Linked DNA regions of Homo sapiens: region 1 is linked to region 2. A link is a loop called in an ENCODE intact Hi-C map of the cell type or tissue named here. Cell type or tissue: tibial artery. All regions are shown on one strand. Each heading gives the region's core, and the rest is flanking DNA. Links, peaks and the distances in the headings are about the cores only. Region 1 overlaps CNDP1 (carnosine dipeptidase 1). Region 2 has its middle 41 kb from the start of TIMM21.

Region 1 (8,000 bases), core at 1-8,000, 370 kb before region 2:
TCATGGGTACTGATGTTAACAGTGCTTTCTATAATAATATTGCAGGCTCAAATCTTGCATGAAATTGCAAAGTATGATTTCTTATGTACAAATAAGACTGTACATAAGAGATCCTTGGATCTCTTCCCTGACAAATAGTACAGTCATCAGCTAGTCAGATAAGATAAGCTAATTTGCAATACAGATCCCATTGTCCTTAATAATAATTAGCTATTTTATCCAAGTTCACCGGAGAGACCCACCGGGGATTTGTTGCAGAGTGCCACGTGGCATAGCCTCTCATTTGGGGATTTTACAGTTAGTAGAAGAATGAAAAAAAGATGTGTGTATATCTCTATTAACCTTTCTTCTTTTTCTTTATAAAAGGCGAATTACATTTGATACTGTTCAAAACGAAAGTGTGTGGCCTAGACAACTGTTTTCCTCACAACTCAAGAACCTCCATCCAGGGACACAAAAGTTTACCGTTTTTTTCACAAATGAAAGAAAACCAGCCTCAGTGAACCGATCGGTAGACTTTGAGAGCCGCCTCTCTGTGCATTCTTTTTTTTTTTTTTTTGATGAAGTCTCACTCCGTCACCCAAGCAGAATGGAGTGCAGTGGTGTGATCTCAGCTCACTGCAACCTCCGCCTCCCAGGTTCAAGCAATTCTGCCTTGGTCTCCCAAGTAGCTGGGATTACAGGCGCCCACGACCATGCCCAGCTATTTTTTTGTATTTTTAGTAGAGAGAGGGTTTTGCCATGTTGGCCAGGCTGGTCTTGAACTCCTGATCTCAAATGATCCACCCACCTTGGCTTCCCAAAGTGCTGGGATTACAAGCGTGAGCCACCGCACCCGGCCTATGCATTCTTAATGACAGGGAGAGACCCAAAACCCAGGGACAGAGCCTCATCTTCACCCCTTCAATCTTGCAAGCACAGCAGCACCGCACTGTAGCCCGGGCGCCTCACTGACCGTCTACCTCCGTCAGCACATAGGGGTCCGTGAGCCACCCATCGCCCCGGTCAGCAGGCTGCACGTCCAAGTGGCCGTAGAAGCACACGGTGCCTTTCGTGGGATCGCTCCCCAGTTCGGCCAGGATGACGGGAGGTATTGGAAGACTCTGACCATCGGGCAGCTGCAGAATGATCAGGAATCACATTTTCAAAAATGCTGTGTTGTTCTTCCAGAAAATTCAAAGACATGACATTGGGAGTCTTGTTTGACATTGGGAGAAACTGAGCATCAGTTTCTCCATCTCTAAAATGAGTCCCATGAAACACTTTTTTTTTCTTTTTTCTTTTCTTTTGGAGACAGGTCTCACTCCTGTCGCCCAGGCTGGAGCGCAGTGGCACACTCCCAGGCTCAAGTGATTCTCCCATCTCAGCCTCCTCATAAGTAGCTGAGACTACAGACGTGCACCACCATGTCCGGCTACCTTTTTGTATTTTTGGTAGAGATAGGTTTGCCATGTTGCCCAGGCTGACCAGCTGGGCAGGCTCAACTAATCCGCCCGCCTTAGCCTCCTAAAGTGCTAGGATTTCAAGTGTGAGATGCCACACCCAGCCAAGACACTTTTAATTAAGATATAAAACCTAATCAAAAGTAAAGTGCTTCTTTAGATCCACACTGACAATTAGCATCATTAGCTGAATGTCCTCTTCAGCAAGAATGCAGACGGGCCGGGCACGGTGGCTCATGCCTGTAATCCCAGCACTTTGGGAAGCCAAGGCGGGTGGATCACGAGGTCAGGAGTTGAAGACCAGCCTGGCCAATATGGTGAAACCCTGTGTCTAATAAAAATACAAAGATTAGCTGGGTGTGGTGGTGCACGCCTGAAATCCCAGCTACTCGGGAGGCTGAGGCAGGAGAATTGCTTGAACTGGGACCTGGGAGGCGGAGGTTGCAGTGAGCTGAGATTGCACCACTGCACTCCAGCCTGGGCTACAGAGCAAGACTCTGTCTCAAAAAAAAAAAAAAAAAGAATGCAGATGACAACTGGCTTAAATTAGGTGGACAAATCCTAGAAAACATGGATGATCCTGAGGTTCCTCAGTGCTAAAGTAAGCGCAGCGGGTGCTTAGATTTAAGACATTCATGATGGAGTAGAGTTCTAAGAGATGGTTCTGATGAAAAAAATGCAGCTCCAGATACAACCCCTTTGAGAAAGATGCATATGAATTTAAAGAAAAGGACAATTTCCTTTTCCTTAAAGGAGAAATTTGAACTTTGTGTCCAGGAAATGAAAAGTACAAGGGGGTCCTTTCCATGATAAGGTGACCTTCACTTGTCATCTGCACTGGCTTCTAAGAGCCAACCCCTCCCCAGAGTCCTGACAAGACTGGAAAGCAATAACACGGCTTCATTTGAGACCAGGGGAATGTTTCATCTTCATTGGGAATTGGGGTTATGGGGGGTTGTGGTTGAGGATCAGGGTGAGCCTCTCCCTTGCCACCCCCGGGAAGGCATGACTGACGTCTAGAAGTAGCACCTCCCTCAGTGGGAGGGAATCGTACAGCACCTGCTGAGGACCCATGTCCACCGAGGCCACACGGGCCCCCAGGCGCTGCAGCGTGTCCGCAGCCACGGCCATCATTCTGAAGAGCTCTTGTCTGAAGCGAGGCACAGGCTGGACAGAGTCGCTCTCGATGGCCACCCACTCCTTCAGCGTCTAGGAGGAAGAGCAAGCAGGCCATTAGCATTGGGGTCCCACATCTGCTCTGCGGGGGGAGCGAAGGGAGGGCAGGAGACAGCGAGTCCCCAGGTACTTTTCTGTTGATCAAGGACCTGAGGACCTATGACAGTGCCAGTGAACACTGTGACATTTAAGAGTAACAGACAGAAGAGCTGGGGATTTAATCAGGAACCCAGAAGCCAGAGGCGCCTGGTTAGTATAGAAGGTCAGGCAGGACGGGCTGGGAGAAAGGTGATGGTCTGGGTCCTCACTGCGTTCACCAGGGCTGTACAGGAGGGCAAGTCCCCACCCACTGTTTCTAATTATTAAGAACTGAGGAGCTGGTGGGTTCTCAGCTTTCTCCAGGACTCCTGGCTTCCCACACCTGGTCCTGGAAGCCTCCAAGCCGTGACTGAACCCCACAGGGGCCTCTGCTGGGCTGCAGGTCCCTCCTAACATGCTCTGCATTTAGATTCCCTGGCCTGCCCCTCCCTGTGCCTCTAGGATCCCACAGGCACTGTGACCTCGGGCTTAAACTCAGCCTGTCATAGCTATGTGACTTTGGATGTATTCCTTAACCTCCCTTAGCCTGAGTTTTCTCATCTGCATGAGAAAGTAATGCTCCCAGCCGGGTGCGGTGGCTCACACCTGTAATCCCAGCACTTTGGGAGGCACAGGTGGGCAGATCACGAGGTCAGCAGATCCAGACCATCCTGGCTAACGTGGTGAAACCCCATCTCTACTAAAAACACAAAAAATTAGCCAGGTGTGGTGGTGGGCGCCTGTAGTCCCAGCTACTTGGGAGGCTGAGGCAGGAGAATGGCGTGAACCTGGGAGGCGGAGCTTGCAGTGTGCCAAGATCGTGCCACTGCACTCCAGTCTGGGTGACAGAGCAAGACTCCATCTCAAAAAAAAAAAAAAAAAAAAGAAAAAGAAAGTAATGCTCCCTAACTATAGGGTGATGGTGAGGACCACTGAGGTAACGTGTGCACAGTGCCCAGCACCTGGCAGCCACTCCAGCAGCGCTGGCTGGTATGAATGACTGATAAGAACCACTCACATGCCTGTGTTGGAACCTGAGTGGCTCATACTGAGACAATCAGCATTTTTATGAAAAACTACACAGATTTACTGATCTTGGACTTCTCTTCCTGACTTATTTGAGTTTGATCTCTCTATTCTGGTTGTAGAGCTTTTATTTTTATTATGAAGGCATTTATCTAACCCTTAGGAATATTGTGTTTGACATTTTTAAACTGGAATTTACAGAGCAGAGACTGCTGGCTTCTCCATAAGTTCAGTGGATTTGGGTATGTTTGAGGGACTTAGGAAGAGATGTTTTGGCTGAAAGGCCTAAACCAGGATTAAATCCCCACCACACACTGATTCTGGAAACCCCACTCAGGTTTCAAAAATCCAAGAGGCATTGATGCCTAGTTAATATTTCAGTAAGAAGAAGGATTGCATGAAGGTCAGATTTAGGAACAGTAGGCTGGGCATTCAGCCTCGTGCCTTTAGCCTAATTGCATAATATTCCCAAAATTGGTTGATTGATCCAATAAATGTATACTGAATGCCTGTCCTGTGCCAGACATGATGTGGGGGGCTTGGGGTACAAAGTCCAGGGAGACCTCAAGGAGCTCCCCGTCTGGTGAACACAGACAACAACACATCAGTGTGCACATGTGTGGGGGTGTGTGGGGATACATATATGGGGGTGTGTAGGGATGGGACCGGATGGCCACAGAGGGGACAAGAGAGCCTAGGAGAGTGGGGGTGGGGAGGAGCTGGTGAGTCTGTGGGCTCCGGCAAGCTCCTGCTCTCCCATGCCTCCTCCTGTCTCCTCCTGCTCCCCAGGCCTCCCTCTTTTTGCCATTCCTCCTCATCCTCCCTCTACTTTACCCCCACTCCCAACCTGTATATGTATAGACCCTGTATAGTGAATTAGGGGTAAAGCAGAGGATTATAAACTTGGGAGGCTGAGGCAGAAGGATCACTTGAACCCAGGAGGTCGAGGCCGCAGTGAGCTGTGTTTGTGCCACTGCACTCCAGCCTGGGTGACAGAGCAAGACCCTGTCTCAAAAAATAACAGAAAAAAAGAGGGCCAGGCATGGTGGCTCACACCTGCAATCCCAGCACTTTGGGAGGCCGAGGCAGGAAGATCACTTGAGGTCAGGAGTTCAAAATCAGCCTGCCCATCATGGGGAAATCCCGTCTCTACTGAAAAAATACAAAAATTAGCCAGGTGTGTTGGCAGGTGCCTGTAATCCCAGCTACTTGGGAGGCTGAGGCTGAGGCAGGAGAATCACCTGAACCTGGGAAGTTGAGGTTAGCCGAGGTCTCACCACTGCACTCAAGCCTGGGTGACAGAGCGAGACTCTGTCTCAAAACAAATAAATAAATTGAATGAATGAATGAATGAAGGAGATAAAGTGCCTGTTGCACACATGCTACAAAACAAACAACGCTGCTGTTGAACTTTGCAGAGCTCCCTGGCTCCCCAGCTCTGCCCAGGCCTTACAATAACGTCAGGTGGCATTAGGAATGGGCGACCTGATGGACCAGGGCAGACTTGAGCTCAGCGGAGGTGCTGGTCATCTCTGTGTGGACATCCCTGGACCAAGTGTGCTGGATATGAAGACCCAGTGCCCTTTACAGGAGGAATGGCTAGGAGGGATCTCGTCCATCTGTCTAATGAATACTGAAGATTTTTAACCCAATGAGCAGTCATAGGCATTTTAAATGGAATTAGGCAAAAAAATCCACATCTCCAAGCAAATAATTGTCTCACCCAAATACCAAAGGATATAATCCAAGCATTCTGTGTGTAGTTGTGTAGTTTCTTTCTCCTACCTGCACAAATTCATCCTGATGGAGGTCAATGTACTGGAAGACTTTCTCTAACAGCGCCGGGGGCGGGGAGGGTGAGGAGAACATGCCGCGCTCCAGCAGCAGCAGCAGCACAGCCAGCAGGGACGCAGCCTGGAAGGGTTTGACATGGGAGGAACGAATGAAAATCAATGCCAGTTGCTGGACTTCGGACCTTCCAAATTCCTCAAGAAGGTCTGTTACCTCACACAGCTGCCTCCAGTCAGTCGGAATAAAATAACACAAGGCGGTAGAACCAAACATGTATTTTTTGCTACGTCCTTCCCCAAACACTTTATTTCCAATGCTAAAGAATTTTAATAAGACAAAAACCAAGTTAACAAGCTCATCTTTAAATAACATCATTCCGTTTATTCCTAGGATAAGGTGTTTCCTCCTGGCCCCTTGGGGAGGCCCAGTTCTGCTGCCCAGGAGTGAAGGGTGATCTTTACAAGAGAGAAAAGAGTAAGGTAGAACCAAAAACAAACACGCAAAAATCTTCCATGTGTGATGAACTGCTCTATTAGACAAAAGAATTTCTGAGCAATGCCTAAAATCCAGTGTTGTGGGGTTTCTTTCCACTGGCTCCTGAAATCACAGTACTTTAACAGGAAAGGAAGAAAAACGTCTGAGGTGGTGGTTCATGCCTGTAATCCCAGTACTTTGGGAGGTCGAGGTGGGCGGATCACTTGAGGTCAGGAGTTGAAGACCAGCCTGGCCAACATGGTGCAACCCCATCTCTGAGAGACCCAACCACAACCCTGTCTCCTCCCTCCTCTCCCCTCCCTGACCCCTTCTCAGTCTCCCCAGCCCGTCCACCTCTGGGATGACTCCACCTGGGTGTCCTTGGGAGCCTAAGAGCCAGCATTCCTCCTTGACCCCTGACAGGAAGGTCCTGTGGCAAAGTGGGCAAGGTCACCCCTTCACAGAGGCCCCCCAGAGCCCTGTCTGGAGTGGGAGCTGCCAGCATCAGACCCAGGGGCCACCTGCACATCTGGAGGGGCCATCAGCAACATCTCCCCCAGTGCAGCCCGAGCCATCAGAGGCGGGCTGGAGAAGAGGAGGGAGGGAGCGAGGGCTGGGAAGGGCCAAGGGGGCTGCAGCCCTTGGTCAGACCGCCTACGTCAGGTTCTTGGCTAGGAAAGCCACCAGCTATCCCCAGGAGACCAGCTGGGCTCCACTTTAGAAGCCAAACCCACCCTCCTGCAGCAGGAGGAAGGAGGGGAGAGTTTAACCCAGCCTGTCTCTGTTATTTTTGTCTCTGGAATCCCATCTTTTATTGTTTTAAATGTTTGAGATGTTTTACGTTATCAAATTCTGACTTGTTTAATCTATGATTCTTCAAATGCCCACCTTTCCGTAGGTGGAGGTGAGCAGGGGTTGCGGGGAGAACAAGGGGAACTAGGCTGGTGAAGTCTCAGTGCCATCCCCGAGACCTTGAGAGAGAGATGTGCTCAAGAGCATCCTTGAGAGGACGCTCATCATGGGTGTGGCCCCGCCGATGTTGCTTATTTTACAATGGAGCATCTGCAAGGCTGTTTGAAAAGCAGTTGGTTGAATATTTCACTTTTCATTCTGTCATTTTCATGGCTTCCTCTAATCCACCCTCCACAAAGCAGCCTGGGTGATCTTTTTAAAGGTGGGGCAGATCGCAAGACTCCCTGTTTTAACTCTTCCAAGAGGTCCCATTGCCCTTGGGGTAAAGCAAATATCCCCATGGCTCCCAGGTCTTACATGGTGGAGCCCACCTGCTTCTCCCACCAGACCTCCTCCCTTGTTGGGGTACCATGCAGGGCCCCTCCATCACTTCCCATGTGTTCCCAAATGCATTGCTGAATCTTCCTCCATGCTCCTGCCCATCCCTTGGCCTCAAGCCCCCATAGAGTGAAGGTGAGCTGGGGAGCATCCAAACTGACGAGCCCCCCAACACATTGCACAGTGCATCTGAAATGAATTTGTGCACAGGGAGCTGTGTTCTGTCTCTTCTAGGAATTCACTTCCAACAAAACATCTGGTCCTACTGAAAATGTCCCAGACGGCAATAAAGAGTGCATCTCCCTAACCAGAGTGTCACTCAGCACCTGGGGTCAATCCATCCCATGCCCAAAAGGAAAGCCACTCCCAGGCTGTTCTACCTTCTGTCAGATCAGCACTGAAATGCTACAGGGATGTTCAGGCTTCAAGAACTTTTCAGCTAGGATTCAGCTGGCATAAAATCTGAGTGACCACAGAGAACCTGTGTTCACAAAACAAAGTGGCAGAGTGAGAGTCAATGCTGGAAGAGGGCATGTGGATAAAGCAGTGCAGTCGGGGTGGCATCACGGGGAGACCACAGGCCTAATAGTCAGGAGGGCCAACACCAAGTTCAGCCCTGCCAGATCCCAGCTGTACTCCTTCGGGTACCTCTCTGAGCCTGAATTTCCTCAGCTGTCATCAGGGACTGGGAGCCTCACAGTGGCCGAGGACCCAACCAAAGAG
Region 2 (14,455 bases), core at 1,902-9,901:
CTTACCCATGCTGCCTGTCCCTGTGCAAATGTTGGCTCTGGTACTTGTAGTTATTTGTGCTTCCCATTCATCTATTCTTGAGGACAAGGATTGAGTCTTTTTTCAAATTTGTGGCCTCATTGTCTAGCACAAAGGCTTATGGAATGCAAACTGTAATATTTAAATATTTGTTGAATACATGGAGGCTGTGTCCAAATTTTTTAAAATTTAATTGGACTTACTAGGGGATATCGAAATGTAAATAAATGCTATATAAAATATATCTTAAAGAGACAAATACCTTTAAAAGGATATTCTAAAGGAAGAATGGTCTCAAAAGAATGCCTTTATAGTGTAAATAATTATCAACTTAGTTAATATCATAAACCTGGGTGGATCAATTCATTATGGTGGTGTCGGTTGCCCTCTAGTGGCCATGAAGGGGTAAGGCGTCATTTAGGCTCTGAAGACCCTGAATTTCTGTTACGATGGCTGAGAACCAGGAAGCCTTCTCACCCACCCAGCAGAGGGAATTGGTTTGGAGACAGAACAAAACGACAAAAGGCAAACAGTAGAATCAACTCAACGATACCTGGTTCTTTCATATGGAATACTTAACATTCTTCCTCTATTTACAAAGACAAACAAAGAGCCAAAGCCTCAGGTATGAGCAAATGAAGGTTAGGGCTCCCTCTTTTGATGAAACGCATTAATCTACCATTCTGAGCATGTTTGCTGCCGTGTACTGAAAAGTTAAACGCATGGCAGGAAGGAATAGAATCAGTTCTGTCTTCTTTATCTTCATTACTCCTCTCTCCTTTGGATCAATGGAAGACGCAAAGACAAGATGTAGAACTCTGTATGTTTCAGAATACTATGAACGTTTTTGGTTCCATTGCCCATTTTTGGTATGGTGGAATGATTTTGCTATTCTAAGCAGCATATAAATCTGGATTTGGGAAAGTTGTATACCTGGATTCCTCAGCAATGGTTTATTTTCTCTCAGGGCTCTGGCACTCGGGGAGGCAAGAGGAGGACTCACTTTGGGCACCCAATTTAAAGGAAGTGACAAAAACTCAGTCATCAAGATAAATTATACACACACACACACACACACACACACACACACACACACATATATATATATATATATATATATATATATATATATATATACAGAGAGAGAGAGAGAGAGAGAGAGAGAGAGAGAGAGACAGAGTCTCGCTCTGTTGCCCAGGCTGGAGTGCAGTGACGCAATCTTGGCTCACTGCAACCCCTGTCTCCCGAGCTCAAACAATTCTCCTGACTCAGCCTCCCAAGTAGCTGGGATGACAGGCGCACACCACCACCTGGTTAATTTTTGTATTCTTAGCAGAGACAGGATTTCACCATGTTGGCCAGGCTAGTCTCGAACCCCTGACTTCAAATGATCCACCTGCTTTGGCCTCCCAAAATGCTGGGATTACAGGCATGAGCCACTGCACCTGGCCTGGATAAATAATACTTTAAAGAAATATTTTTTAAAATCAAAATCCATGCAGAATATCCAGGATTAACAAAATGTCAACACTTGCAGTAAAGACACGATCAGAGATACTGGTTTTTCCTTTGCCCCAGTCTCCACTGTGGTCTGGCATGGCACTGTTTCCTCTTTGCCCAAAATGAGCTTGTTAAGAGAGCAACATTGGCCGGGCATTGTTGCTCACATCTGTGATCCCAGGACTTTGGGAAGCCGGAGTGGGAGGATTACTTGATACCAGGAGTTTAAGACCAGTCTGGGCAACAGAGTGAGACCCCGTCTCTACAAAAAAAAAAAAAAAAAAAAAAAAATAGCTGGGCGTGGTGGCACGTACTTGTAGTCCAGCTACTTGGGAGGCTGAGGTGGGAGGATGGCTTGAGCCTGGGAGGCCAAGGCATCAGTGAGTCGAGATGGCACCACTGTACTCCAACCCAGGCGACAGAGCAAGACCCTGTTGGGGGAAAAAGAGAGAGAGAGAGAGCAGTGCTTCTGTGTGGGTCAGAGCCCAGCCTCTGTAGCTGGGGGAGCTGGATTTTGAAACAGATGCTGCTGTTGCTTACTCAAGAACCTGATTCTTGGCAAAGTTCATACCTTATCTCATCATCATTGTGAATCCTTAGAAGCACATAGTCGTTCCTGGCTGGGTCAGGCAGATGAGATGAAAGGAGGAGGAGGGATTCTCAGTGTGAAAGACTCATCCCACTGCTGTTGGCTTTGAAGATGGAGGAAGGAGACCAAGAGCCCAGGAGTGTGGCAGCCTCTAGAAGTTGGGAATGGCCCCAGATGACAACCAGTGAGAAAGCAGTGACCTCAGTCCTACAATCTTGAGGAACTGAATTTGCCTGTAACCCAAATGAGCAAGGAAACAGATCCTTCCCAAGAGCCTGTAGTGAGTTTCTCAGCCCTGTGGACACCTTGATTCCTTTCCTTTCTGATCTTCTCCTCTTCTCATTCTACCATCTCCCTTAGCAGTCCCAGCCACTCCTCAGATGTTAATATTTCTATGCCACTTCCAAATCTTTTTGAAAGAAGAGATTTTCCAAGTCTTTGCCCATCTACAATGAAAAAATTCATTAAGGAATGTGAAGAACATTATTATTTCTTCTTACTATAATATTTCTTTTTTTCCTCAAAATGATTCTGACTTTAGGTGAGAGGTTTTCAACTATGATGAAGAGGCAGGGGAGGACATGTTATCTTTAAACTCCCCCCGGGATTTTCAGTGCTAAGGTGGCAGAACAGAGGACAGTGGTGCTGCCTCCTCCTCTCCAGGACTCCTCAGGCCACACTAAGGATTAGGTAGTAGCCAGTGGAGCAAGAGGGCCAGGGCCTGGAGGAAGCAGCTGCTGGTAGGTGGCATTGGGAACAGAGCCTTGGCACAGTGGGCAGCCTCGCCGTTTGCAGAGAAATCAAAGCTGAAACAACCAATCCAACTTCGTTCGAACAGCAGAAGGCTGGCAAAGACCTCTGATAGGGACAGGATATGTGTTCAGACAAAGCACCATGAGGCAGCTGGTGACGGGAATGGGATGGCTTCCATGGAGCAATCTCCAATAACAATCCAAAGTTAAAAGCAAGGGGCAAGGAGCGGGTACAGTCAAGAAGGAGAAAGGAAGCCTTCGTGCTTGCCTTTGCATGGAATGCCTCCTGAAGAAGGAGAGAAACTGCTGATGGAAGCCATCCACGTGGAGGGGGGGATGGTGGAGGGGGATGGATGAGTGGGGGTGATGGAGGGAGGGTGGGGGTGGTGGGGGGGGTGGCAGAGTGGGGGTGATGGAAGAGGGGTGGTGGAGGGGGGATGATGGAGGGGGGTGATGGAGGGGGGTTGGTGGAGGGGACAGTAGTGAGTGTGACCTTCCTTGTCTCTGTGCCTCTTGGAGTAACCTCTGCGCACTAATGCTGTTTGCTGTGCTCAGTTGGAGAATCCTTGTCCTAGATTCTCCTATATTCTTTACATGCCGGCCAAGGCAGTAGGAGATTTGATGTTGCTGAAAAACAGCTTTTAAAATACTACCCTCTGCTTTTTTCATATTTATTACATACTAATTTGGCATAGAATACTATGCCTGATGTGAATATAGAATATGCATTGAATGAACAGCTGTTGCTTTGCTTTTGCTATCCCCATGTGTTAATGGTTTTTTCTTGTAAAAAGCTAAAGAAAATAAAGCCTTCGATTTATTTTATGTGCCTGTTAAAAGTCAAAATAATAGTAGTCTGTATGCTTTGAAGTCTATGATAATAGCACCTTTTCCAGTATTTCATGCAACTTGTGAAATTGCAGCTGACAAGGAGGTAGATGGTAGTAAACTCAACACTGTGTGTCCCTGGTGTGGTGACTGCGACATTCCACGGAAACGTAGGAGCTTTAAGTCTGTTCCCTTTTTCTGACATTTTATTTACCTCCAAGAATTTGTTCAATAATACATTTTTCCCTCATTTTCTTCTCTCATAGATTTCAGTTTTTTTAATTTGCTGATTCTAAGTTTTATTTTCTGACATCTAAGAAGTATTTTGTCTTAGAAATAGTGACATAAAAATAGGCAAGAAGCATCTAAATTTTAGCAACGTCTATCATTCTGATGAAAATTATATAACTATAAACAATTGCTACATTTATGCATTATTATGTAATATATCAAACTTATTTATATGCAATTCTTACATTGTGGGTTATCATGGCAAACAAATATATTATTGCACAGTAATAATAAATGTCACAGTGAAAGAAATAGAAGGCTTAAATTGTCATCTCAGCAATACCATTCTGGTAAATACCCATAAGGAATACAATGGCAAACATTAACTTTATCAAGTGATCTAATAGCAATAGGAGTTCCTTTTTAGTTATTTATTTTTATTTTTGAGAGACAGAGTCTTGCTCTGTTGCCCAGGCTGGAGTGCAGTGGCACGATCTTGGCTCGCTGCAACCTCTGCCTCCCAGGTTCAAGCGATTCTCCTGCTTCAGCTTCCGAAGTAGCTGGGATTACAGGTGTGTGCCACCATGCCCAGCTAATTTTTGTATTTTTTAGTGGAGATGGGGTTTCACTATATGTTGGCCAGGCTGGTCTCGAGCTCCTGACCTCAGGTGATCCGCCTGCCTCAGCCTCCCAAAGTGCTGGGATTACAGGCGTGAGCTACAGTGCCCGGCCGGGGGTTCCTTTTTATGTTTTAAAATGTTTGCTGATCAGTACATCAGCTAGAATTGCAGCTCTTGTTTAGAAACCTGGGCTATTTTAGATCTTATTATATCAATAAAACATTTTGATTATCATTAAAATATTTTGCTGATCAAATCTTTTGATTTGCCAAAGTTATGTTTTGTGACTTGAAGCAGAACTTTTCTCTCTCTCTCTATATGTATATATTGTATATCAGTCCTTGTAGAATAATATGCTTTATTTCTATCATCAGAAAGTTGTCATAATACATTAATTTTTTGTTAAAACAACACCTTTTACTGCTATCTGCCAGAAAACTGTTATAAATATTTTAAAATGCCATCTTTGGGGTTAACAAAATGATAATAATAATGTTAAAAATTGTCATAACGACAAGGTGGCACCTAAGAGGCATGGTGCATCCAGGTATGGCGCCTGAGCGTACATGGGGGCGGCCACACGCCCTGCAGCCTGTGCCGCTGCACTGCGTGCCTGGCTCCAGCTCCCTTCCATCGGCCTTTGGACAGGCCGCACCTCCCACCTGAAATGTCCCCTTCCTGCCACCCACATTGCTCTGGCCCCTTGGACATGCAGCTTGGCTGTCGGCACCCTGTCTGTGTTTACTCCCCTGCCCGCCCTGGGGAATGTTTCACACTCGGTGTTAACTGCCAGGTGCTCAAATGTTGCCCCCACTGTAATGTGCCGTTTCCTCCATCATAGAGACTGACTCTTTCTCGTCTTTCTATCCCCTGGGCTTAACCCAAAGCCTGGTGCGAAGTAGGAACTCAAAGTTTGTGGAATGAAGGAAGGAAATTTTAGTCTATGGCATCGCTAGAAAGAGCTTTACTTCCTTATGGCTTTTATTATTAGTTATTTTCACCATTTTTTGAGGATGTTGGTGTTTAGCCTCTTAGCCTTCTCTGATTGTGAAATGTTTTCCATGATTTTGATGGTTAGAATTGCAACTACATGTTTTTAAAATTGAGCCATCCATCGCCAGGTGCGGTGGCTCATGCCTGTAATCCCAGCACTTTGGGAGGCCAAGGCAGGTAGATCACCAGGTCAGGAGTTCGAGACCAGTCTGGCCAACATAGTGAAACTTCATCTCTACTAAAAATACAAAAAAGTAGCTGGGTGTGGTGGTGTGTGCCTGTAATCCCAGCTACTCAGGAGGCTGAGGCAGGAGAATCGCATGAACCTGGGAGGTGGAGGTTGCAGTTAGCCGAGATCGTGCCACTGTACTCCAGCCTGGGCAGCAGTGCGAGACGCAATCTCAAAAAAAAAAAAAAGAAAAAGAGCCATCCATCGAGGGTAAGGAAGAGCATGGATGGGGAGGATCAGCAAACCTGGACTACTTGCTGAGTGACCTGTAACAGCCGCTCCACCAGTTCTCTGAATCTCAGCTTCCTCCTCGGACAGAGGGAGGCATTAATAGCACATCTCATAGGGCCCTGTGGTTGCAGATTGAGAGTCTAAATTATTGGAAAAGCTCTGGTTGGTATTTATGTTGCTCCTTCTTCTGTTATCATGATGAGTTAAACAGCATAGAATGATGACTTCGTAATTATTTCCACATCAATAATTCTATGATCTTGGAAATAGAAGCATTATATCCACCCCCACCATGACCCCAGTTTTGGTTGACTTACAATTCACTCTTTGGAGTAGAACATGTGTGTTTGTCTTAGATATTAGAGATGTGTGTGTGTGCATGTGTGCGTGTGTGTGCGTGTGTGTGTGACAGAGACACAGACAGAGACACAGAGACAAAGCATTTTTGCAGGTATACCTGCTAAAATGGTTGCTGGAGCAATCAGAAGAGTCCTGAGAGGAGAGATCATCCAGGGAAGGCACTTTTTGAAACATAGATTTGAAAGTTGGAATGAGTTTTATGTTTAAAATACAAAGAGGGTGATCAGTCTGGCTGGAGGCCTGGTATTCTGGGGTGGAGAAGGCAGCAGTCTACTGCACGGTGAGAGATGGCGCATGAATGTGCTGGCTGGATCGTAGCTGTCTCCGAGACAGAGTGTTATGGGAAATACACAATTATGTAGGGGAGAAGGCATTAGAGAATGTTAGAAGTATGAGTTTAAGTGTTGCAAATTGACTTTGAGAGGAAATTTGATACCACAGCATATTTCTGAGCAGGGTAATAACATACTCAAAAGGAAAATAAGCAAGTTGTTTATATTTTGGGAACCACTGGAAAATGCTTAAAGTTTATAGATTCAATTCTAACCATACTAAAATTTTTCAACTCCTTAAGCTCAACAAATAATGACTGTTAGAACCTGAGAGTAACCCTTAAAGGTAACTCTTGCTTTGTAGGAAATACTGTTTTGTTGCATACTCAGAAGTAGGTTGAATCGTAGAAAATAACATATTGCAGAGAATTCAGTAGAACATGAAACAAAATGCTTGACTTGCCAGAGGCTGCATCACAAACCAGAATTGCAACTTAATTTTTACCTAACAAGAACCAATTAGGGACTCCTCACAGAAGATAAGGAGGCAAACTGTGAATTTGCAAAGGAGGCTCTTGGACAAGTAGCTGGGCTGGTAATTAGGATGCTTCACTGTTCCTCTGAGTCATTACCCAGGGGAGTCTGTCCAAGAATTTTAAATCTTTGCCGGAGGTGCAGCAGAGGGGCAGGCGGATTGTGATTTCTTCAGTAGCTTCTGTCTGATTTCATGGTTTTAAATCGGGGAATGATGGTCTAATTTACACTTTAAAAGCATCCCTTCCAATGCCGTGTGGAGAACAGATAGAGAGGCAAGACCAGGCAGGCAGGACCAGAGGTGCCCTCTTGCTGCAGGCAAAGGGTGTTGGTGGTTTGGCCCAGAGAGGTCACAGTGGAGATGTCAGAGGCATGTGAACCAGAGCAACTCCATCTTGAATAGGAGCTGGGTAAAATGAGGCTGAAACCTATTGGGCTGCATTCCCAGATGGTTAGGGCATTCTAAGTCACAGGATGAGACAGGATCCTGGTCAGCACAAAATACAAGTCATAAAGACCTTGCTGATAAAACAACTTGCAGTAAAGAAGCTGGCTAAAATCCACCAAAACCAAAATGGCAACAAGAGTGACCTCCGGTTGACCTCACTGCTACACTCTCACCAGCACCGTGACAGTTTACAAATGCCATGGCAACATCAGGAAGTTACCCTATATGGTCTAAAAGGGGGAGGCATGAATAATCCACCCCTTGTTTAGCATATCATCAGGAAATAACCATAAAAATGGGCAACCAGCAGCCCTCGGGGCTGCTCTATGGAGTAGCCATTCTTTCACTCCTTTACTTTCTTAATAAACTTGCTTTCACTTTTCACTACGGACTCGCCCTGAATTATTTCTTGAGCGAGATCCAAGAACCCTCTCTTGGGGTCTGGATTGGGACCCCTTTCCTGTAACAGAGATAATGAGAAGGGAAGATATTTGGAAGGTATAGCTGGTAAAACTTGTGGAAATGTTAGATCTGAAGTGGAAACAGGGAGGATGGTGGTACCACTTATCAAGGTGGGGAAGGCTGGAGGAGGGAATTTTCTGAGTGAGAGAAATTCAATGTTTTGCTTTACATGTACAAAAATTGAAGATGCCCATTAGATATCCAAGCAGAGATGTCATATAATCTGCTGCTAAAGACAGTCTCAGTGCTGAAGGTAAATCATATATTGATGTTATTAAAAGACATGGGACCAAAACAGATCAACTAAGGAGACAGTGTAGACAAAGAAGAGAAAGGGCTTTGGGCCAAGGCATGAGGTTTTCCAGCCTTTAAAGTTCAGAGAGAAGAGAATATAGCGGCCAGAGTGATGAAGGACAGCAGAGAGGTAGAAGAGGGCCGTGAGAGTAGCACCCTGGAGGCCAAGAGCAGATGGCATCTCAAGAAGTTGTCACCAGCCTCTGTCACCACTAGTAGATCAAGTATAACATTGGCAGATACGTGATAACTGGATTTCACTACACAGAGGGTGCTGGTGACCTTAAAAAGAGCAGTATGGGGACAGGAATGGTAAGGAAAGAAAACTGAATGGGGCCGGGCACAGTGGCTCATGCGTGTAATTCCAGCAATTTGGGAGGCCAAGGCAGGAGGATAGCTTAAGGCCAGTAGTTGAAAATCAGCCTAGGCAACAGAGTGAGACCCCATCTCTACAAAAAGTTTTTTAAAAAAAATTAGCCAAGTTTGGTGGTGCATCAGTAGTCCCAGCTACTTGGGAGATGGAGACAGGAGGATTGTTTGAGCCAGGAGGTCGAGGCTGCAGCAAGCTGTGATTGAGCCACCATACTCCAGCCTGAGTGACAGAGTGAGACCCTGTCAAAAACAAACAAACAAAAACAAACACCTAAATAGAGTGGGTCAAGAAGAGCAGGGACTCAGGAATAATTTTATTTAAGCTAGATGATGGGCACATGGGTGTTTATGATTTTATTTTTGTATGCCTTAAGATTTCATAATGAAATAGTTTGAAGACAAAGAATGTATCACTTATTCTAAAACTTTTTAAAAAATGTGTGGAATTCTTAGGGTTAAGATTAATTTAAAATGTATAATGTGAATTTTACATCAATAAGACAGTAAGATGAGGAACAGTGGGAAAGAGACAAAGTGGCAAGGAGGAGAGAGGAAGGGAGGCCGGGAGGTGAGGATGTGGGAAGAACACTGTTGTCAACTCTGGCAGAAGTAAAGTAAGTCTGGGGCCTGGGTGGGGAGGGCCACCAATGATTTATTTATCTATTGACTTATTTACTTAAGAAATGATGTCTCACTCTGTCACCCTGGTTGGAGTGCAATGGTGAGATCATGGCTCACTGTAGCCTCTAACTCCTGGGCTCAAGGGATCCTCCCGCCTTGGCCTCCCAAAGTGTTGGGGTTACAGATATGAGCCACCTCACCTGGCCTGATTTCTTGTAAAAACATAAATGTGCAGAGGTGGCACAGCTGGGATAAATGACAAGCATGTTGTTAAAAGTTTTGACACCCTTAATATATAATGAGATTCTCCACCTTGGAGCTTGTGCCAATTGCAGCTCCCACCTGTAGAGAATCAGTGCATCTGTTTCATGACTCACCGTTAACAGCCTTGAGTAAATTCTCTAAAACAATCAAAATAAGCCAAAAGAGGCAGGAAAGGGGAAACACAGGAATTAAAAACAGAGGAGGCAAATAGGAAGGCTGGAGTGATGTATTAACTGAAAGGTTCTTGTATCGGTTTGAACCCTGAGAGCGCGCCAACAGACAACACGAGGGAGTGTGGAGCAACATGCTGTTTTAATGAGCACCTGAGTGCAGGTGGGCTAAGGCCCAAAATGGTGTCAGCCCCAACTGAGGATGGGACAGGGGGGTTTATAGTCCTCTGTAAACAGCAAGTGTCCCAGTCTGACATGACTGCTACATAGTATCTGGACAGCCTCTTTCTCGATCTTCAGGGGAGGTGTCTCCTGGCCAGGGGAGGTGTCTTCCTGCTGGCTCTCTTCCTGCTTCTATCTTGCTGACACACGCTGCTGACGCAAGTGGGCCTTGCACCTTGGGACTGGGCCTGAGAAGGGAGGAATCACTCATCCCTTCAAGCTTTCAGGGAGAATCTTTCATTAATGTAAGATAAAGTCCATTTCAAAACAAAATTGATCATGAGAGACAAATAAGGACACTTCATGAGGAAAGGATCAGTTCAGCAGGAAGACATAGCAATCATAAATGTATAAGTGCTCCATAACAGAGCTTCAAAATCCATGAGGCAAAAATGACAGAATTAAAGAAAGAGGTAGACACTACCACCGTCATGATTTGAGGTTTTAGCATTAGGAGATATACCTAATGTAAATGACGAGTTAATGAGTGCAGCACACCAACATGGCACACGTATACATATGTAACAAACCTGCACGTTGTGCCCATGTACCCTAGAACTTAAAGTATAATAAAAAAAAATATATATATATATAAAATTCCTCTCTCAAACATTGATGGAGTAACTGGACAAAAGTCCAGCAGAGATGCAGCAGATCTCAACAGCATGGTCAGCACCTTGGCTTTGGTAACATTTGTATCCATTGTGAAAGTGACGAGGATGGGTTCTGGCCCCCATGGTACAGCCACAGCCTGGGCTGTGTTCTAAAATCACTGCTCCAGGACCTTGCATGGGCTGCTTTCCTACTGGGTGCCTTGATTTTTCCATCTGTAAAGTAAAGTGATAATGGTGCTGACATCACCTGTTTTAAAAAATATTGTGAGATGATGCATAAAAAGCAAGTCAGCATAACAGCTGACCCGTATTAAATGTTCAACATATGTTGGTTATTGCTGTAGAATCAGTTACAATCACCATTCTAGTAGAATGGTAGAATCAGTGGAATCACCATTTGGCTGCCTGGAAGAATCTTAGGGGATTTTAGAAGTATTTAATCAGAACCCAGACATCAATCTGCTGTGGAAACACAGTCTTGCCCAAGCCTCACTCAAAGTTTCCAAACTTTTTCATATTTCCTGCCATTTCAGTTTCCCTCTCAGTCCCAGGATGAGCTCATGATCCTTCCAGTATTTCAAAGCAGCCCTAGTGATATAGGAGTTAAAAAGAAATGATTTAGGCAGGTAGTGAGTGTAGACGTGTCCTTGGTAAGGTTTTCTTTTTAATGAAAAGCAGCCCCCAAATCATTTCTTTTCTACCAAAGAGCAGCCTCTAAAATCGAGCTGCAGACATAGATAAGCAAGCTGGAATCCTGCCCAGGTGAATGCCGGCAGCTATGCCAATAGGAAAAGTCTACCTGGGGGGCAGGTATATTCAACACGAAGGCTCTATCTTCCCTTTTCTTTGTCAACCACGTGTACAATAAGGAACAGACAACATGGTGCCAGCCAGATAGAGAACACATCTGCATAATAAAAATTAAGGTGGGGTGGCCAGCTTCTTTGCACACTACATAAATAGCACACCTGGTCCAACCAATTTTTGGGCCCTTTGTAAATCAGACACCGCCTCTTCAAGACAGTCTATCAGCCTATAAAACCCCCGTGCACTTTGCTGCAGACCAGAAGTCCCACTTAGGAGCCCCTCTCTCTCTGCAAGAGACAGAGCTCTTCTCTTTTCTTTCTTTCACCTATTAAACCTCTGCTCTTTAAACTCACTTTTTGTGTGTCCACATCCTTGATTCCCTTGGTGTGAGACAATGAACTTCTGGTATTTACCCCAGACAATGACGCTGCTTCACTAGGTGCCCGAGGCCAAACCTCACACATTCCAGATTACCTACATTTACTGTCCCACACAGGAAGGCATGCATTTTTCACCTTTCCCACCCCACCCAGGTTCTCATGGGCCTGAAAGGGACCGTAAGCTACAGCCCCACTTTGAGGCCCTTGGAGAGTTTTCCAATGCATTTGGCAAAGGTGAGATGGCAGCTGCTCACTGTACCACCTGGGATACCAGTCAAACCTGCATTTTCCACCTTTTGTGTTATTGGAACTTTAAAAATTAATACCTCTGTATGATTAATGCCTCTGTATGATTGTGAATATTGTTCTAGAATATATAAATTATAATTAAATGTAGTTAAGGGTCTTGCTTTTGGAAAGAAACTGAGATGAATCTTTGGTGAATAGAGGAATCCACCTGTGTTGCAAATCTTTTCTCCCTAACTGGCACATTTGTATTTTCTACCTAATTGGCACATTTGTATTTCTTTAGAGAAGAACAGTGAATAAAAGAGGTAAACAAAGGAAAGTAAATTGCCCTTTTCAAGTCTGCCAGCTGTAACACCCAGAAGAGCGTTTTCTTCTTATTCTTCTAAGAATCAAGGCTCATAGGTATGTGCTAAAGAGTAATGAGGCAAGTTAAGAAGGTCTTCCGAAATACTGCTGGGGAAATTTAGCCCATTGTTACCAAAGACTTACAAAAACTTAAAGCCGTTTCCCTTCATTAAAAAACATGAGCAGTGAAACCTACTACATTGGCTTTCTGGAAACCAAAGAAAAGGACCTTGCTAAATTACTGTTAAGACAAACAATACCTTGTAGACTGACCTTATTAAGTCAGATGGCAGCTTTAGGGGTGAGCCTGGAACCTTTCTTTAAGTGGTGGTGGGCACAGTAATAATGTAGGGAAATGGAAAGGTCCTAGCCCCCCAAAACCTCCCTACCCACTGGCTTGTGCCTTCTAGATCACATTCTAAGCTCGTGTACTTTGTTTGAAGATCTGAATTTCCCAAATACATACACTATGGGCTTCTTAAATGGAACTCTCAATAAACTGTGACAGAAAGATGGTTAATGAGTAAGGTGGAACTTATTAAAGAGAAAGAGGCATAATTACAGTTTGAAGACAGGTTTAAAAATTAAAGCAGATAGGTTGTAGTGGAAATAAAATAGAAATTTCAAACATTTTAATTAAATTGTTTAAATTAAATTACTTCATTTCCATTTTAATTAACTTTAATTAACATAATGTGACATTATGAGCTTTAAAAAAAATGTTTTTCCCGATTTCCTTGGGAAATGTGGCCTAAGGAGAATGGATGGCACTGCCTCTCCGGGTCCTGTGTGCTCCCACTGCCTGAGTCATGATTCTCTCCAGCACCATTCTCCACCCCTCCAGACAGTGCTCTTGGAGGGAATGCATCCCATATATCGGGCCTCTCAATGATATCACGACAAAGGAACTGGCATAAAGAAACTTCTGATGGTCTCATTGCAGTAACGAGCTTAAAAAGAAAATGACAACCTTAGTTCAGGTAAGGTCAGTATTTGCAGACCTGTGGATTTGTAAGGATGCTCTGGAAAGAAAAGCTAATCTCAAATGTGCCAAAAAGGAATGTGAATGTATTAGGGCATGCCTAATTTTTATTGGTGTTAATAAGTAGAGGAATGTTAGTACACACATGTGTGGGGTTTATTCTTTTAAGTTCATGTCTATTATGAAGCACAGATATGCTCTTGTTTCCTCTGTGTAACATGAGACCAGGGAGTAGAAGGGATTGAATTGCCCAGTGAAAGGAGGATCTGTGTGTAGAACAGGAAGTGCTGCTGGGCAGGTGGAGTGGAGAAGAGGGGACAGGTGGGGAAGAGGTGGGGAGAGAAGGGAAGAGGTGGGGGCAGGTCCGGGACAGGAGAGGAGAAGTAGGGGGAGGTGGGAGGAGGAGTGGAGAGGAGCGGGAAGAGGGAGAGGAGGGGAGAGGTCGGGGAGAGGAAGGGAGAGGTGGAGAGAGAAGGGAAGAGGTGAGGGACAGGTTGGGGAGAGGAGGGGAGAGGTAGGGAAGAAGAGGAGAGAGGTGGGGGAGAGGAGGGGACAGGTCGGGGAGAGTAGGGGAGAGGTGGGGGAGAGGAGGGGAGAGGATGGGGAGAGGGAGAGGAGTGGTGGAGGACATGTGGGGAAGATGCAGGGAGAGGCAGGGGAGAGGAGGGGGAGAGTTGGAGGGAGCTGGTGCAGGGGGAGGCACAGCCTCACGAGCCTGGGCACTCAGGAGGACGCAGCACAGAGGCGCCAGTTGAGCCGCCTGGTTGATGGACCAGCTGATTGTCTTAAGCAGAAAGTCACCTGTGCAGACCGCCTCCTGGGAGAAAACCTTTCTAAGTTATCATATGAATTGTAATGAGAGGTGAGTCAGGCACAGGTTGAGGCGTGAGTGCAGCTGAACTAAGCTTAGGAGCAAATCTTTCCTGGGAGAAAGCCCCCTCAGTAGAGCAGCTCCAACCCTCGCGTAGAGCAGCCGCTGACCCAGGCCCCAGGGCTGGAGGGTCCCGCGGAGCCCCTGCGAGGCTGCCCTCTGGAGAGCCCAGCCCGGCCCCGGGGAGGACGGCTCGG

What was found. Peaks named below come from ENCODE experiments on the same cell type or tissue, not always from the same donor. Only the 100,000 strongest peaks of a DNase experiment are listed, where the experiment ranks them.
Region 1: a loop joins it to region 2, with 5 times the contacts of the local background. A loop is called at or near these places in 82 of 110 quality-filtered maps.

What each region holds. Positions count from the first base shown.
Region 1 is chr18:74,553,974-74,561,973 of GRCh38, reverse strand. CNDP1 (carnosine dipeptidase 1) reads right to left here. Exons shown (of 12, transcript NM_032649.6): 2 at 5,508-5,636; 3 at 2,502-2,651; 4 at 956-1,118. Among named protein-coding and RNA genes, the nearest start is that of CNDP1, 23 kb to the right of the region's middle. In tibial artery, for the core only: no CTCF peak of the experiment used is centred there; no DNase peak of the experiment used is centred there; H3K27me3 peaks cover 1,383 bases.
Region 2 is chr18:74,182,521-74,196,975 of GRCh38, reverse strand. No RefSeq gene overlaps it. Among named protein-coding and RNA genes, the nearest start is that of TIMM21, 41 kb to the right of the region's middle. In tibial artery, for the core only: no CTCF peak of the experiment used is centred there; a DNase peak (open chromatin) is centred at 5,235; H3K27me3 peaks cover 2,990 bases.